Linked DNA regions of Homo sapiens: region 1 is linked to region 2. The links are chromatin loops, found by intact Hi-C in ENCODE. Cell type or tissue: heart left ventricle. All regions are shown on one strand. Each heading gives the region's core, and the rest is flanking DNA. Links, peaks and the distances in the headings are about the cores only.

Region 1 (8,764 bases), core at 590-8,589, 260 kb before region 2:
ATCTCTCAACCTAATTTTGGAAAACTGGATTTAAATAAACATCCTTCTCAGGTCATCTGCAAAGTGATTTTACATGACTGAGTCGTTGATATTGGACTCAAATCACATTGCCTACAGGGATCTGATCTAGGAACCAAAAGGTGGCCCAAAATAAGTTTTCATGGAAATCCATCTTTTATTGGCACGTTTTTTATGGCTTACCAAGGGGAATATGAGGATGTTTATAGGAGGAAGGTAGGTAGGAATTTGGGACTTTGAGGCTGAGTATTTAGCTTTTTAGCTTTATGAGCGCTAGGCATGGACTTCTTGAAGCAAATGCAACTTTAACAGCTGATATTTCTCCCCTAGCGTTTGAGTTGGGCTTATAATGTCAAGGCATCAAGGAGTCCTAGCCACACATTTAAAAATGTGCATGACCTTGATCAAAAGCAGAGACTACAAAAGATACAGAAGGCCCAGTAGGAATCTATTCTACTGGTAGGAAAAACAGTTAAAAGGTAAGAAGCACACATCAAAGCTTCCAATATACTGAGAAGATCAGTCACACCATTTTCCTATAAAGAGGACAAAGTTTTTTAGTTCTACCAAGGTTTGCATCTCTTTTATGCAAAAATATCTGCAAGGCATCCACTTAGCTTCCAGTAAGTGCTCAACTACGTCTTTATGGTTACTTCATTGGTGCTTCTGGAGCTTCTCCCCACTCACTCACAATTTTAACATGCATTCAAATATATTTATGCTTTTTGTTAATTGTCTCTCTGTCTCAATCCAAAAAAGAGCCTGAAGACTTAATGCAACTTAAGTTTTATCTTCGCATGATTACATTTAAGTCCAAGTATAGGTTTTATTATGACATGGGGCAAATAGATAGATATGGCTAGAACTTAATCTAATTCATTGTAATTCATCTTTAGGCCTTGGCACTGCCATAAGCTGATCATAGTCTGGCTGGCTTTATGTGGTCAACTGTAGTCCTGCCGTGGGATTTTCTTTCTTTCTTTCTTTCTTTCTTTCTTTCTTTCTTTCTTTCTTTCTTTCTTTCTTTCTTTTTTCTTTCTTTTATTATACTTTAAGTTCTAGGGTACATGTGCACAACGTGCAGGTTTGTTACATATGTATACATGTGCCATGTTGGCGTGTTGTACTCGTTAACTCGTCATTTACATTAGGTATATCTCCTAATGCTATCCCTCCATCCTCCCCCCACCCCACGACAGGCCCCAGTGTGTGATGTTCCCCACCCTGTGTCCAAGTGTTCTCATTGATTAATTCCCACCTATGAGTGGGGAACATGCAGTGTTTGGTTTTCTGTCCTTGCGATAGTTTGCTCAGGATGATGGTTTCTAGCTTCATCCATGTCCCTTCAAAGGACATGAACTCATCCTTTTTTATGGCTGCGTAGTATTTCATGGTGTATTTGTGCCACATTTTCTTAATCCAGTCTCTCATTGATGGACATTTGGGTTAGTTCCAAGTCTTTGCTATTGTGAATAGTGCCACAGTAAACATACGTGTGCAGGTGTCTTTATAGCAGCATGATTTATAATCTTTTGGGTATATGCCCAGTAATGGGATGGCTCGGTCAAATGGTATTTCTGGTTCTAGATCCTTAAGGAATTGCCACACTGTCTTCCACAATGGTTGAACTAGTTTACAGTCCCACCGACAATGTAGAAGTATTCCTATTTCTCTATATCCTCTCCAGCACCTGTTGTTTCCTGACTTTTTAATGATCACCATTCTAACTGGTGTGAGATGGTATCTCATTGTGGTTTTGATTTGCATTTCTCTAATGGCCAGTGATGATGAGCATTTTTTCATGTGTCTGTTGGCTGCATAAATATCTTCTTTTGAGAAATGTCTGTTCATATCCTTTGCCCACTTTTTGATGGGGTTGTTTGATTTTTTTTCTTGTAAATTTGTTTAAGTTCTTTGTAGATTCTGGATATTAGCTCTTTGTCAGATGGGTAGATGGTAAAAATTTTTTCCCATTCTGTAGGTTGCCTGTTCACTCTGATGGTAGTTTCTTTTACTGTGCAGAAGCTCTTTAGTTTAATTAGATCCCATTTGTCAATTTTGGCTTTTGTTGCCATTGCTTTTGGTGTTTTAGTCATGAAGTCCTTGCCCATGCCTATGTCCTGAATGGTATTGCCTAGGTTTTCTTTTAGGGTTTTTATGGTTTTAGGTCTAACATTTAAGTCTTTGATCCATCTCAAATTAATTTTTGTATAAGGTGTAAGGAAGGGTTCCAGTTTCAGGTTTCTACATGTGGCTAGCCAGTTTTCCCAGCACTATCTATTAAATAGGGAATCCTTTCCCCATTGTTTGTTTTTGTCAGGTTTGTCAAAGATCAGATGGTTGTAGATGTGTGGTATTATTTCTGAGGGCTCTATTCTGTTCCATTGGTCTATATCTCTGTTTTGTTACCAGTACCATGCTGTTTTGGTTACTGTAGCCTTGTAGTATAGTTTGAAGTCAGGGAGTGTGATGCCTGCATCTTTGTTCTTTTCTGCCATGGAATTTTCTTAAACTCAAGCTTGGAGAGAGAAACACTTTTGTCTTTGAGTCAGGTAACTGTTAGAATGTGAGCCCATTGATCCAGGCAGCCATATTTACCACAGTGTGGAGGAAATCTGTTTACAGTAAAAGAAAATCAAAGCTAGTATTCAGAAAGAAGCACAGACAAGAGATCTGGCAGCGCTTTGAGTGTCTGGTCTGGTCATCCCAGCCACACCTTTGTCTGTGCAGGACATATGAGCCCATAATTTGTATTTGTCTGAGGTAATTTGTGTAGGGACTTCTGACAAGCAATCAAGGAGTCTTGCTAACACAAACGCCAATTCACACCAAAGAGTCAGTAGGAACAAGGTTGCCATATACTGCCTATGAAATCAGCATAGAGCATTGACACTTTGATTAGGATAGAGAAAGTGAAACACAAGCCCAAAGTTAAAGACAGACAAAACTATGGGCATTTTACAAAAATAACAAAGGCCTGGAAATAGAAGGAAACATTTCCCCACGTACGGTAAGTAGAAACCCAGGACTACTTGCTCAGATACATGGGCTAAGTAAGGTTCCTACCATCCCACTGAGAAGAGTTGCTGAACATTTACACAACCTTCTGCATACTAGAGCTATTATATAGCTATAAAAAAATTGTTAATACCCAAATGGCTTTTATCTGTAAAGCCTTTTTATTAACTTTCGATGGTTGCCTAATGTCTAAATTCTTGATATTTTGAATTTATCAACCAATTATTTTTAAGCAATAAATAATAAACATTCTTTTAAATATTCACATATTGGTAGATTATGATAAATAAAAACATATTGATTCAATGAATTTTCCCAAATTCTTAGACATTGGCTGCAAAGTTAAATTTGTCCCATAAAACCCTTCTGATGATTTAATTAAAAGCACACATCTCCAGAAATTTTTCAAAATGCTTTAAACATGCTAGGATGCAGACAGAAGACATACAAAATACTTCAGTGATTAATACATTAACACACTTACAATAAAACTTACTACCATAATGCAAATAACATGAATTGAAATGTCATGTTCCACGTCTTTATTCTCATGTTATTTTTATTCTTATTTCTATTTTCATTGTAATTCTTATTTCCATTCTTATTCTTACACCTTAATTTTGGTTTCTTCTCAGAGTTATCTTTCTAGAATTACAGTAAATTTACCACATACAGTATTCTATTTTCATCCTAGGCTTGTGATAATCTTAGCACTCTCAACTGAAAAATAATAGTCTCCCAGACTAGCTAAGATGAAGAGTCTGGGCTGCTGACCAATTGGTTGCACAGACCAGAATTAGACGTGAGTGTTGGGAAAAGGTGAAGCTGCTGGTTTTGGATCATTGACAGGGATGGAAAATATATTTCCTGTTTAAAATGATGAGTTCAGATTGATTCTTTCAATGTAACAATTTCTATTTCTGTCCTCCTCTACTTTAAGTATGGATTTTCATTTTTCACTCAGACTCTCTATCATATTGAAAATTTGTTTGCAGTTTCATGTACATTAAAATATATTTAGTTCTTGTTCTGTAAGATAGTAAATCCAGTCATTCTCCAAAATCTTCTGCCATCTTCGTGAATCCCAAGTTATATTGTGATAGAGGGGTTCTTTCACCATGCCAGGTTGGGCTTTCTTCACTGTTGGAGAGAAGCCTGAATTCAGCAGTCTTCTCCAGCTGCTTTATTTCTGTCCAAGTGTGTGGGACAATGTCCTTGCACTTAGAGCCCCATTGACTTTCTGCAGACAGATACTCATATGAAAATGGGTAGGTTTCTGCTTAAGGACCTGAAATAAAACTATCGCCTCATTTCCTGGATGTAGGTCAATCGGCATTCCCTATTTTTATAAGAACTTTGGAATACCTACGTAGGAAAGTTACCATGGAAATGAAAAGTGCAAACGGCTAGTTATTAGTTTTTATTGCCCTGTGGAATGTCTAAGTAGAATGTTTTAAGAAGGAAACCAAAGAGGAGTCAGAGCCTTTGTCTCTTCATAAATTCTGGGAGTAAAACTGTTGTCCTTTTGAGAGTGACCACACAGTCTGAGACGCCTTGGAAAGATGTTCTGCAAGGCCATATGTACAATTCCTGCAACCAGTTGCCGCTACAGCTCCTTACACCAGTAGACCCAGTCTTCTGTCTCAAGAGTTTCAAAATGCCACACTCCCTCCAATTCTGATAATCAGTCCACAGCTTGCTCTAAATGTTTTCATTTTATGTCTGGAAGTTAATAGGAGCATGGTTTGTTACATACAAAACACATTTGGACTAATGAAAAATGGATAAGACCACCTGGTGGGCGTTCCCTTAATCTAGACCTGGGGCTCATTTCTGCCCCATTTATTCAAGGTTGGGGCAGAATTCTACTTGCCAAGTATAACAAGTGCAGTCATTTCTGTTTATTTTTTTCCAGCCTGTACATTTTCTGACTTCAGTCCAGGTGAATACAGATTTAAGAAAAGGCAAAACCAGAGTATGTGACTTGAAGGAAGCTTCACATTCATTCAGCTCTGCCATTAGGTGGCAGCAGTACAACATGGAAAACATTTAAGGCACTAATGGAGTAAAAATGGTGATGATCATATCGTGATGGTGAGGATGGTGATGATAGTGAGTGAGGCATATCTTCTTGGTTTTTATACACTGTCTTTATTCTAATACAATGTATTGCTGTTTCTCAATGATTCTCACAACACATGGAAGATGGAGAAGTTAATCTTTATATATATTTCTTGATGAGATTAATTAAGCTCAAAGTTGTCCAGTGACTTCCCTGATCCAGTCCTTGACTTTAGATCTTGGGATCCACCTCCAGCATTTCTATTCACCTGCACTTCTTTCCACAAGGCATTAATCCTTTTGCATGGATTTAAATTTGCCAATTATATTTCACCGTCTAGATAAAAGAACAAAGTAGAAGAAGGCATGAATGTGTAGGGTTAAAAAAAAGATCTGCTATGCCTAAAAAAGTGGAAGAAAAATGTTGTCTTAGGGTAACAACATCTGTGAACTTTTTGAGGCCAGATTGCCTAGTTTACTGAATACCAGACATTTGTAGTTTCAGAGTCTGTTCCTTCCATGTCATTTATGACATGTAGGAGTTCCTGTGTGACCTTCAGTCCACCTGAAATAACATTTGGTGGCCTACTGCAGGGGCTGGGGGTTGTAGGAGTGTACAATGCTTATACTGGCCAATGGATTTGCATAATGGAAGGAAAGAAGCAATGCATATAAGAGGGCAACAAGCCACCCTAAGGATAAGAACCACACTTCTCCCACATTTACTTTGCAGTCTGTGAGTGGGATGAAGTCTGAACCATATCCGGGTATCAGGTGTCTGGGCTTAAGGGAATTGGAAATAGAAAAAGTTATCTTTAGTTTCTGTTTTCATTCCTCACTTTGATTTTGGAGTCTTGAGTCCAAACCAGGAACTTTTTCCTCCTCTTGAGTAAAAGTCCAGTCCAAGATCTGTGTCATGAACTCGTAAAGGTAACCTCAGGGTACCTAGAAGCAGAACTTTTTCCAAGTTTATTGAGAGGTGCTATAGCACACACACAAGTGGGAATGAAACAGTTAAACTACAAAGGCTGAGGCACCACAGGTAGGTTAAGGCCTTTGGGCAACACATCATTTAGTAGTCAATGAAAGAACCTCAACTCAAAAGAACTTAAGCAAGAGGGAGAGTTTACGACCTACAGTGATTGCTTTCTTTGAACCACATTTCACATTTCTATTAAAAAAAAAAAAGCTACCCTAAGTGCCTGACTGGGGTGGCTTCATCTTGAAGGCTTTTGTCTTTCTCTCTCTTTCAGTTTTAGACACTGAAAGATAAAGTAGAGGGTTGATTGCTCCTAGTTTGCCCAGTCCGCACCCCGTGTGTGTATATAGGCAATGCTCATTTACAAGTCTGTCTTTCTTTGTCATTTTTGGTTTTATCTTTTTAAAAAAATGATTCATCTCATCATTAGACTTAAATAAATCTCTGCTTGTCATCCTCCAAATTCTTCAAAGTCATATTGAGAGGTGAAGCCAGCTGGACTTCTGGGTTGGGTGGAGACTTGGAGAACTTTTTGGTCTTACAAGAGGATTGTAAAATGCACCAATCAGCACTCTGTAGCTAGGATTGTAAAATGCACCAATCAGCACTCTGTGGCTAGCTAGAGGTTTGTAAAATGCGCCAATCAGTGCTCTGTAAAAATGCACCAATCAGTGCTCTGTAAAATGGACCAATCAGCAGGACGTGGGCGGAGACAAATAAGGGAATAAATGCTGGCCACCCCAGCCAGCAGCAGAAGCTTTGTTCTTTTGCTCTTCACAATAAATCTTGATGTTGTTCAATTTTGGGTCTGTGCCATCTTTAAGGGCTGTAACACTCACCGTGAAAGTCCATGGCTCCATTCTTGAAGTCAGCGAGACCACGAAACCACCAGAAGGAACTAACTCCGGACACAATATGTTTGGGAAAATCGAAGTAGCTACTCAATAAAAAAGAAGGAAAGGTCTTTCAGACCTACTGCTTGGTTCTCATTGTGTCCTTTCCTACCAGACAGACCCTGAAGTAGGGATGCTTTTGTGTCACTGATTTATCAATATAGAACCGAAACTCCACAGGTTTTGGCCCATTGTCCCTGTGGGATACTTTGTCCCTGTAAGTCTGTATGTCCTGGTGGTGTCATTATAATATAATCCACAAGGGAAGAGTAAGGAGTTTCCCTTCTTTTTTTTTTTTTTTTTTTTTTGAGATGGAGTCTTGCTCTGTTGCTCATGCTGGAGCGCAGTGGCATGATCTTGGCTCACCGCAACCTCTGCCTCCTGGGTTCAAGCGATTCTCCTGTCTCAGCCTCCTGGGTAGCTGGGATTACAGGTGCACACCACCACGCCTGGCTAGTTTTTGTATTTTTAGTGGAGATGGGGTTTCACCATGTTGGCCAGGCTGGTCTTGAACTCCTGATCTCAGGTGATCTGCCCGCCTTGGCCTCCCAAAGTTCTGGGATTACAGGCATGAGCCACTGTGCCTGGCCAGGAGTTTCCCTTCTTAAAAGCTGAGTGGATGCTCCTGATGCCCTGCTACTTTTGGGGCCAGTGATTTGAAGCAGACACCTTCTGTCTAATCTTTGCTCTTTCTCTCTGGCATTCACCAATGCCTTAAACCTATACTTGTCTATAATGGAAGCACTGTGTGGGGTGTGCATCCTCTGCAATGGAAAATAGATGATGGGAGTTTTGATTGCTGTGATCTTCATTGACTTTGGGGTGTCTAAACTTCTAGAGGAATGTCCTCAGGTTAGAGATTTAGAATAGAGTAGAATGCAACATGAGTTTGCATAATGTTCTTCATAGAAGCTGTGTCACAAAAATGCTTCAGCTGTAAGCAGAGAGCAAATGGAGAATGCGTTATAGAAGGCAGCTTGATTGAAGCATTTATAAAAAGTGGAAGCTGCAGAGAGCAATGGAGAGACCTGAACAAAGGAGAAAGATGTGCTCCCTGAGACTTTTTCTTTTCCCATTGGGAAAATAAATTATTGACAGTTAGCAGTCCCTAAGTGAGCAGAGAGGGAGAAAGGGAAATTCTAATGGCTGGGTGGGGTTTGGATGGCTGGTAAATACGGTGAAGGGGTGGGGCTCTGATCCAGAACCTAAGGACTTCCTGGCTTGGGGCTAAGATCTTCCCAGCTACTGTGCTACAGAGAGACCCAGGTATTCACCTCAGGCTCTAGGAAGGGATATGGCAGCTTTGAACAAGAACCCCATTTCCTCTGACCACGTTTGTGCCAGGCATTGAAATGAGCATTTTACTTACATTATCTCATTTAATCCTCAGAACAAATATATGGGGGTAGATTATTTTAGTCCATTTCTACAGGAGAGAAAACTAAAGGTCTGAGAGATTCATTCATTTATTCAACAAAAATAATAATTATAATAACAGTTAACATTTATTGGGTACATGCTATGTGCCAGATACTGTTGGAAATACTTACATGAATTATTTCATTTCAATCTTCATAACAACCCCAATGAAATAGTCACCATTTGTATAACCACTTTACAGCTGAAGAAGCTAAGCAGAAAATGTTTAAGTAACTCACCTCAGTTCCCATGGTAAATGTCAGCCAGAGTTCAAATCCAGACCGTCTGACTCCAATTCCAAGACCTTACTATGACATAGCTTGAGTGTCAGTCATGCTCCCAGAACTACGCTGGGCACTGGGGACAAAGCATAAAC
Region 2 (8,764 bases), core at 605-8,604:
GTCACATTGAGAAGTAAATACTGAATTCAGTTATCAGCAGGCTCACTTCTGCAACCCTCCCCCAGTGTTAATCATGCTGAGGTTTCAGCAAAAGGACAACCAGAAGTCAAAGACCTTCAAAAGTTGCTTGGAATGATCAACAACACAAAGGTCGAATCCACAAATGCCAAGGGTCAGCTGTGTGCGGGTGCTAGTGTTTAAGTCAAACCAGTGCAGAAATAACATGAGCATTGCAAGCCCCTTAACCTGCGAGTTGAAAGTTAGAGGAATTCAGGCTGGCACAGGGCTTACTCCTTTTGCTAGAGGGCCTTTCTGTTCGGAGTTTTTCTTTTTCAAGAACCACAGACATTTATTTTATTGCCACTCTATTCTGCAGCACAGTTTTTCCTTGGGCTAAGAATGGAATTACTAACATTGCTTGTTCCATACTCTGAAAATCGCTGTCAGGTGTGAATTAAATGCTTTATTTGAAGATTTAAGCTCCTTCTCATCAGTCACAAAGGGAATTTTTATGAAATAATACTCATTGGCACTAATATAATTCTTTTCATTTTAGACTCTCTGAGTGCTTTGTAACAGTTTTCTCCCTGCCATCTACATTTCAATGACTCCTAACACCCTCCATCTAAGATCGCTGACAGAAACTCTAACCTAACTCCTTCAACTCTTTCAGAGCTGCTTTAGTTGACTGCAAGTTGAAAACATTTGAATAATTGTTTATGGGTCCCTAGAGGAAGGAATAAGACAACTTTGATAATCTTCTGACATATTGTGAATTCAGAAATTTAGGAGAGATGCTAAGGGTAAAAAGTGTCCCCCTGAGCTGACAGATTAAAAACAAGCAAGCAACCAGTCACCCCTACTGCTCCCTCAGACATACACACAAACCCACCAAAACTTTTCTTGATCTTCAAAAGATTACAAATCAGGACTTTAAATTATTCCACATTCCCACATGGGTGTTCAATCATAACTATTTTCTAGTTACTTTTAGTCATGGCATGTTTGAGTTGGAAGAAATGGTAAACACCATTAATAATCATTAATAATTCAGCCAAATCATTCTATAGATGAAGGATCTAGGATCAGAGAAATCTACTGATTTATTTAAGATCAAGCACAAAACTAATTAGTGCAAAACTGGGTCCCTGTATTCCTCACTTCTCTTCATTCCCACAGCCTTATACCAACTCTTATGTTCTACATCCTTCCCTTCCCTTTCATTCCCTTCACCTCCTCTTCCTCTTCTTCATTCTCATTCCTTCCTTCTTTTTCTTCTTCTTTAATGTGGTAGCTAGATTTTAATCACATGGACAAAAGTTGTTTTCAAGAATGAGAAAAAATATGCTAATTCAAATGCAACTCATAAGTAGACCTTCTCCCTTGTCACTGAGAAAGGCTTTTACTTGTACATTCTGTGTCATCAAAACCTTACAATATGTCATAGGGCTTCACTCACTAATTAAGGATTCTGTAAAATATAGGTTGTCATGTGAGGATAGAGCCTGGAATGTGCCATATCTTGAGATAAGAACTTTAGGAAAAATGTCTTCAGTGTATAATACAAAATAACCACGGAAACCACATTCTTCAATGAATGGTCATCTTAACCTTTTATTCACCAGCAGTTTTTAACCTTCTTAGCCTGAAGTCATCCTTTAGAGTTTAGATCATTTTAAAGCATTTTTATTTTATTCATTTAAAAAATCCTGTGGAAGAGGCAGTATAAGGTGTTGACAGCTAAAAAGGCAGTAAGCCAAGGAAAAAAAGCCTGTTGGCTGACGTTTTGAAGGGGATCTGAGCTGTATGCTTCTAACTGCCTTTCTTAGTGGTCTAGTGTTCTTTCTTACTCCTGTGTGATTTATATAACCCTCAATTACTGGGTAGCACCTGTACAGCAGAATCACATGATGTTAGTGCTGGCAAGGGACTAAGAGATCCAACAACCTTCATTTCATTGATGAGCTTCGGAAGGGTGAAATGACATATCCAAGGTCACTTTCTAATTCTTCTCTTGGATTTGATTTCCTTTGGATATAAAGGTAGGTTGTTCTTTACTTTCTGGAAAGATGGAATTTCAATATAAGAAAGATCTTTATGGCAATTTGACCCTGGAGACTTTAAATGGAGCAGGAAATTCCAAATTATGATTCCCACAACAGTTTTAACTTGGCCACGGTCGGCATGATCATTAAGGTACAGTCTGTGGGATTACTACGTTAGCGTGTTTTCTTATAGCTTTAAAAAATTTAATTGAATTTGTATTATGTGTAAGCTTGGTAGGTGCCTTTGTAGGGAAGAATTTTTCTGTCAACCAAACATATTGCTTTAGGAGAAAAACAGAAAGGGCAAAAGTAACTCAAGAGAATCAGGTCTGTTTCAACAAAGGACTCTCCCTGGATATGGGATGCACAGAGCTGAGACTAGGCAGAGTGCCACTGAGCTATTTTGCCAAGCTCATTAAATTCTCTCTTGCCTGCCATAATTACCAACAAGTTAAGAAGGTGTTTTGTCGTCCTCATCTTTCTGAGGCATCGGAGTTGTAGGATTATTCCCCTGCCAAAGTGGCAGTCCTGTCTGCCTTGGTGAAGTTTGACTTTCTACCCATGACTGTGTAGCACTACTTGGAGACAATTGTGAACAATTTTAGAAGCTTGTCAGGGGATTAGAGTTTAAAAAGTCTTGACAAAATCCAGTTGAATGTAGTTAAAGGAAAATATACTGTATCTCCAAATAAAATTAAAAAATTAAAGTTTTAACTTGCATTCTTTTCCTAAAATTGTGTGCGTTCCTTTAATAATCATTTCTTTCCACCCTGTTAATTTACACAAGTGGAAATGGAGGTGTAGAGGCAGCAGGAGTCATGGCCAAGATCAGGAGTGGCAGGGAACAAAACAGAAGCCTACAACCTATCATGTAGCACAGTACTTGGAAATAAAATGGAATTGTTAAAGAATGAATGAATCCAGGTTTACGAATTTCCACTCATTACTTTTTTCATTACACCATGATTACCTGCCCATTGGGTCCCTCCTCTCATTCGCTTATCTCCTCTAGTTTCAGATGACCCCATTTGCATTCTAGCTGACCTGCATTCAAGTTGGGAAACTTGAGTCCTCATTCACCAGGGCAGTCCCAAGATCTGTGTCTTTCCACATGGCTTGAACAGGTGCTTCAATCAGTGTGCTAATTTGGGATTGCTGAGAGCACAAATCCCTATCTACTTGTTTCTTTTACCACGGACATTTTTAATCAAGCATCTAATTTGGTCCTGGGGGACTTCACTCTGCTTTAATAATACATGTGACAAAATTTACCTCTTTGCTTTCAAAGTTGTTAATTATGGAGTGAATTTCAAATGAGCTATTGCAGCTGAGAAATCATCCCTTTTAGTTGCTTATATACTTTAATACTGGAAAGAAGTAAAAAGCCATGAAGGGTTATAAAATACCTCTCCATATGGACAGTAGTGCTTTGGGGGAACCAAACAGGGTAGTCATGAGGACTTTTTGGTGCTGGGCTTATATCAAGTTGTTTTCAGGTTATGCTGCAGACTTTACATGACCCAGAGGGCTTAACCCACTTTCAAAGCAGATGGAAGAAGATCAGATTTAGGGAGGGAGCCCTCAGATAGATGAGTGAGCTAGGTCATTGATCTCTTTAAGGAAGTAGAATCAGTTGCTTCAGGGGAAGACAGGTTCTTTATGCCTTCCAAAGTGAGCATAGCCAATTGCAGGTTGTTCCAGGCTTCTGGTGAACCTCGGGTGTATTCTCAAAATTATGTGTTGTGAATTCTTAAGGTCACTAAAGTCATTACTTCTTAATAAATTACCAGTGGGTTTCCAAGAGATTTTTAACAGGGCTTCTGGTCTTTCAGACATACAAATGCAGTTTAAATACTGATGCAGTTAAAAAGATTTAAATAATCATGTAAATTACTGTGTGTTAAAATTAGTAGAACCTAGCCAACTCATTTGCACATGTTAGTCTCAAAAGATGGCTTTTAGTGGCTTAGTTCCGGAGCTTCTGCCATTATTTTCCCATTACCTGAAATGATTACTGGGCTTTGCAAAAGACTTTGGGTGCCATACAAAATATTTACTTTAATTGTCTATGGGAACATGTCCTAGAAAATATGATTGCTTAGGAGTTGAAGTGTGAAATGGATCTTCATGAGGTAGTCATTTCATGTCATCTACTGAAAAAGTATGCTTAGTCTGGTACCAAGAGAAGACAGAAGAGAAGACAGGTAAGAAATTCTTTCCATTTTGTTTTATGAGAAGTCCAGGCATTTTTTAACGAACCACAGATTGAACCCAGATTTACTAGGCATTACAGGGCCTGTGGAAAACAGTCTGAGTGAGCCAGTGCAATGTGATCCTGTCTTCAGATCCATCAGCAACCAAAAAAGTAGGTTAAGTTTTGGAACACGTGGGTGATGTTAATTTTCCTCCTGGGAACTGGCCTAGTAAGAGAAATGTTGCCAGTAGAAACTAGCTATTTTGTGGAGTAATAAAGCTGTGATAGAAAAAGGGTGAAATCTGATTAGTATTGGGCTAGACAAGGAAGAACCATCACTCCTGTGTTTGTTATGTAAGGAAAACCTACGGTGACTATAAATAGTTCTAGATGGGAGTGATTCACTTCACCACCACTAGTTTGCCATCAGTTTCCTATTTATCAGATGAGGAGTTAGGAGAAGATAATGACAAAAGGCCCTTTCACTTCTAATATTTGTTTGCGTCTAGATGGTAGGCTGTAGCGTTGTATAAGGGAAAGCCCACTATCAGGATCTCAGGAGGCTGGTGGTAGTTGTGACTCTGACACTAAAGTATTGCCACTAGTTTTGGGTATTAAGAAGTATTTTTGGTTTTGCACAATATTTTACATGAATCTTTTTTTTTTGGAATGAATTCCTAATGCTAGATCAAAAGTACTCATTTATAAAATGTTTATTCTATTACCAGAACAAACCCACCACATTACACTCATACTAGTTATATAATTTTGCCTACTTCACTACAAATTCTCCCCAAATGAATATTATAATGAAAATAAATCAAGATCAATATGAGAGTTTTGAAAATGACTTAGGAACACAAAAGATATGAATGCCTTCAGAAACATTTAGATGGCTTAAAGTATTGTTTTGTAGCTTTTTAATTTATCTGTGGCTAATATTTTACCCAAGATTAGTGTGTGTGTATATACACACACATATATGCGTATATATGTATATGTACATGTATATAATTTGTTTTTCTTTTCTCTTTTTCTTTGATGCTCAATTCCTTGGTGTAATTTAAATAATCTTGCCCTATTTACAAAAGCTTTCAGATTTTGGTAGCCCCTTTGCAATGCTTCAGTGACAGATCCCAATTGTGTTTGAGTACAATAAGAATGTTTGTTGTATTCTTAAGACTGACATCACAATGAAAACCTACTGATATAGGGAAAAAAAAAGTCTCTCCATCAATGTCTAAGCTCTCGGAGTCATCTATATATATATATATGGATGATATATATTCACATTCTCTCTCTATATATATTTCAATCTCTTTTCTTTAACAAGTATTACCAAACCCCACTCTAATCCCTCTGTTGCCCAGAGTGTATGCAGAAGGGATCTTAAAGTCATCTAGGCCATGTTCCTTATTAGAATCAAAATCAGAGGGGTTAAATGGCTTGTCCATCATTGCGCAGCTCTTCATAAATTAAGGTAGAGAATTCTGGAGTGATGAATGTTTGTGAAGAGTTTTCATGGTGGTAAATACAATAAAGTGATATGTGTGGCATGCAAAGAAGCAAGATATTGAGTAATTCTCCACCCTTCTCATTAAAAAAAATACACATTAGACTTGTTGTAAGTCCCAGGCCTGTTGTTTATAAGACTTATGGTACCCTTATGCAAATCACTTCATCTCTTAGGAACTCAATTTTCTTAATTATAAAATAAACAATCTTAGATCAAATGACACCTCAATTCTCTTCTAAAGTTAATATTCAAGCATTTTCTCTGGGTCACACCAAAGGCCTGCTCCACAGGCTGTTGTATTAGCACAGCATTATGGTGAGTCCATGAAGCATCAAGATTTTCATCTTTGTGCATTTTCATTGTCTACAAGCAAAAGATGACAGATTGAAGGCCTGAATTTTATTTTCAAAGTCACATAACCAGGCCAGAGCTTAAATGTAATGTTGAAAAATAAAGTAGTAATGTGCTCTATTGAATTGGGGCTTGGGGCCTATAATAGAAATTATTATACTTTATGGGGCAGAGATTGAGAGTTGTTCTCAAAAAAATATTGGGATTTCTTCAGTCAAAATGAACTTAAAAAGATTTTCACACAATTTCACAGGTGGCTATAGTAGAGTTTTGAGTATTTTAAACCAATCATCAATAAGTCTTATTTTCTTTCATAGATTTATTTTACAAACAGGCATAAGACATTGGCTCTGATCTCGAGAAACTTGGTGGTGCAAGAGGCAAATATATGCACAGTAATTATAAAGCAATTTAATAGTTCAGGTAATAGAGATAGGATTAAGATGTAAAGGAATCAAAGGGTTCCATCTATCCCAGCCTTGGGAGGGGAAGAGCAAGTAGGGACAGTTTGTAGGGAAGACAACACTTACAAATGTTAGATGCTTTGGCAAAGGTGACATCACTAATGATAGAGTAAACATTAGAATTTCACAGTCTCTTTCCTGAGGGTTTAAGTTCTTATTCCACTTTAAGGAATTGAAATGGGAGAATCCTTGATGATACAGTATTCTTTCCTCTACCGTATGTAACCTCTGTAAGTGTACTTAACATTTGCCTGCAAGAGAAATATAAATATCTTCAGGATAGTAATTGTTCTGTTTCCCATTATCAAAACCTCTCTCTTTTGTTAAATGCACCTGTTTATTGATTTGGTGTTGTCCAGGTATCTTCGTCTGAAGAGCACTTCAGGATTTCCTAGTCTCAGGGAGTATGTTGTCCTTCTTCTCTCACACACACTTAATATACCTAGTGTGACAATCTGAAGGGATGGAGGTAAAAGACAGTATGTAATAATTTGCTGCTAACAATAATCAAAGCATGTTAGCTGATTTTATCATTAGTTCATGCAGAAGCATATTATGAAATTAAATGTATTGTCTTCCTAAAGGCATTCAAAGTCAAAGAATCACATTTTTTTTCTGTTTTACTGTTTAGTCTGAATCATTCTTCTTTATCTCTCAGCATAGATAATCCATTAGGCAGTCAAGAGCAAAGGAAACTTTTTACTTAATTTTTTCATATCTCCAGAATATTAGGTGCATAAAATGCACAGGATATACTTTTGTTGATTATATGGATTAGTGAATGGAATAACCAAGAAATAAAAGTAGAGTTCATTGTATTCATTACTTCATTTGACCCTAAGTCTAATCAAATGTCTCTTGACTTCCACTTAACAGATTCCCTGGATTAAACACTCTGCTTTTTCACTCTGTAAAACATTGGAGTAGATAGAGATATTGGCCCCAATTCTTCACCTGTTAGAGAATTCTGGAGCCACTCTCTTGACATGGCCCAATGACAGATTGAGTGTGCTTTCCTTCTCTGTGACTTTGGACTTGGCCATATGACTTTACTTTGGCTGATGGAATGCTAGTAGATCTGACGTAAGAGGAGACTTGACATGTATTTTTATGGTTTAGCTTGGCTCTCTTGTCCTACTGTCATCATGAAAATAACAGGTCCCAGGTAGCCACTACCCTTTCATTCTGGGATCTAGAGTGAGATACAGAAAGCATGCCTATTCTAACCTGCAGTCTGAAACCAGCTCAGCTGAACCCCAAAGTATCCAGAAACCTGTGAGTCAGAAATGTAAATATTTGTTGTTATGAGACACTATGGTTATGTGTTTATTGCATGATTATGGTAATAGCTAACAGATATAGGCATATGATTGATGGCCCCAGTATGCTGAACTTTCATAAAAGTTAAACCCTCCAGTTGCGTTTTATATTTACTAAGAGTCAGTTGTCTTTGTTTCTAAACTTGTCTATCAGTTGTGCCCATTATTCTAATTGTGTAATTTACCTAATGTTACATAAGCCAATCAATCATATGTTAGAGAACAAACTTGTCTCTGTAAAACTAAGTTGAATGCTTTTTAAACACTTAATAAAGATAAATTGTCAACAATATGAAATCAAATTAGATGTTGGTGAGAGTTTTTAAAAGACTGGAGAAAAATAAATATCTAGAAGGATCTTGCATTGAGATTGCTTTGTAACTGCCTAAATTCCCTCTTTTCTTTAAAGAAATGAGAACTGAGAGTCTTGGATGATACAACACATATGGTGTTACGCAAGAAAAGTAGGCTAAAATTTCATTTATTGGATATGCTTTCAAAGAAGAGAGCTTGACCTTCAACAAAAGATTGCTTAGGCTGGGCACCGTTGTTCACATGTGTAATCCCAGCACTTTGGGAGGCTGAGGTAGCCAGATCATTTGAGGTCAGGAGTTTGAGACCAGCATGCCTTTAGTCCCTGCTACTTGGGAGGCTGAGGCAGGAGAATTGCATGAACTCAAGAGGTGGAGGTTGCAGTGAGCCAACATCCATCCCACCACTGCACTCCAGCCTGGTGACAGAGCAAGACTCCATCTCAAAAAAAAAAAAAAAAAATTGCTGAGTTATTCTTTATGTGTTTAAGGTTAAAAAAAAGTTTAATGTATGTTTGCCTAAATTTTTATTATTCTCTTCTTTAAACAAATTTTCTGATTAAT

What was found. Peaks named below come from ENCODE experiments on the same cell type or tissue, not always from the same donor. Only the 100,000 strongest peaks of a DNase experiment are listed, where the experiment ranks them.
Region 1: it touches region 2 in a loop (3.0-fold over the local background); 6 of 110 quality-filtered maps call a loop at or near these places.

Annotation. Positions count from the first base shown.
Region 1 is chr14:81,705,381-81,714,144 of GRCh38, forward strand. No RefSeq gene overlaps it. Among named protein-coding and RNA genes, the nearest start is that of LINC02311, 33 kb to the right of the region's middle. In heart left ventricle, for the core only: a CTCF peak has its summit at 5,064 (motif pointing right); no DNase peak of the experiment used is centred there; H3K27me3 peaks cover 427 bases.
Region 2 is chr14:81,970,351-81,979,114 of GRCh38, forward strand. All of the region lies in intron 3 of LOC107984704 (a long non-coding RNA gene), which reads left to right. Among named protein-coding and RNA genes, the nearest start is that of LINC02311, 230 kb to the left of the region's middle. In heart left ventricle, for the core only: no CTCF peak of the experiment used is centred there; no DNase peak of the experiment used is centred there.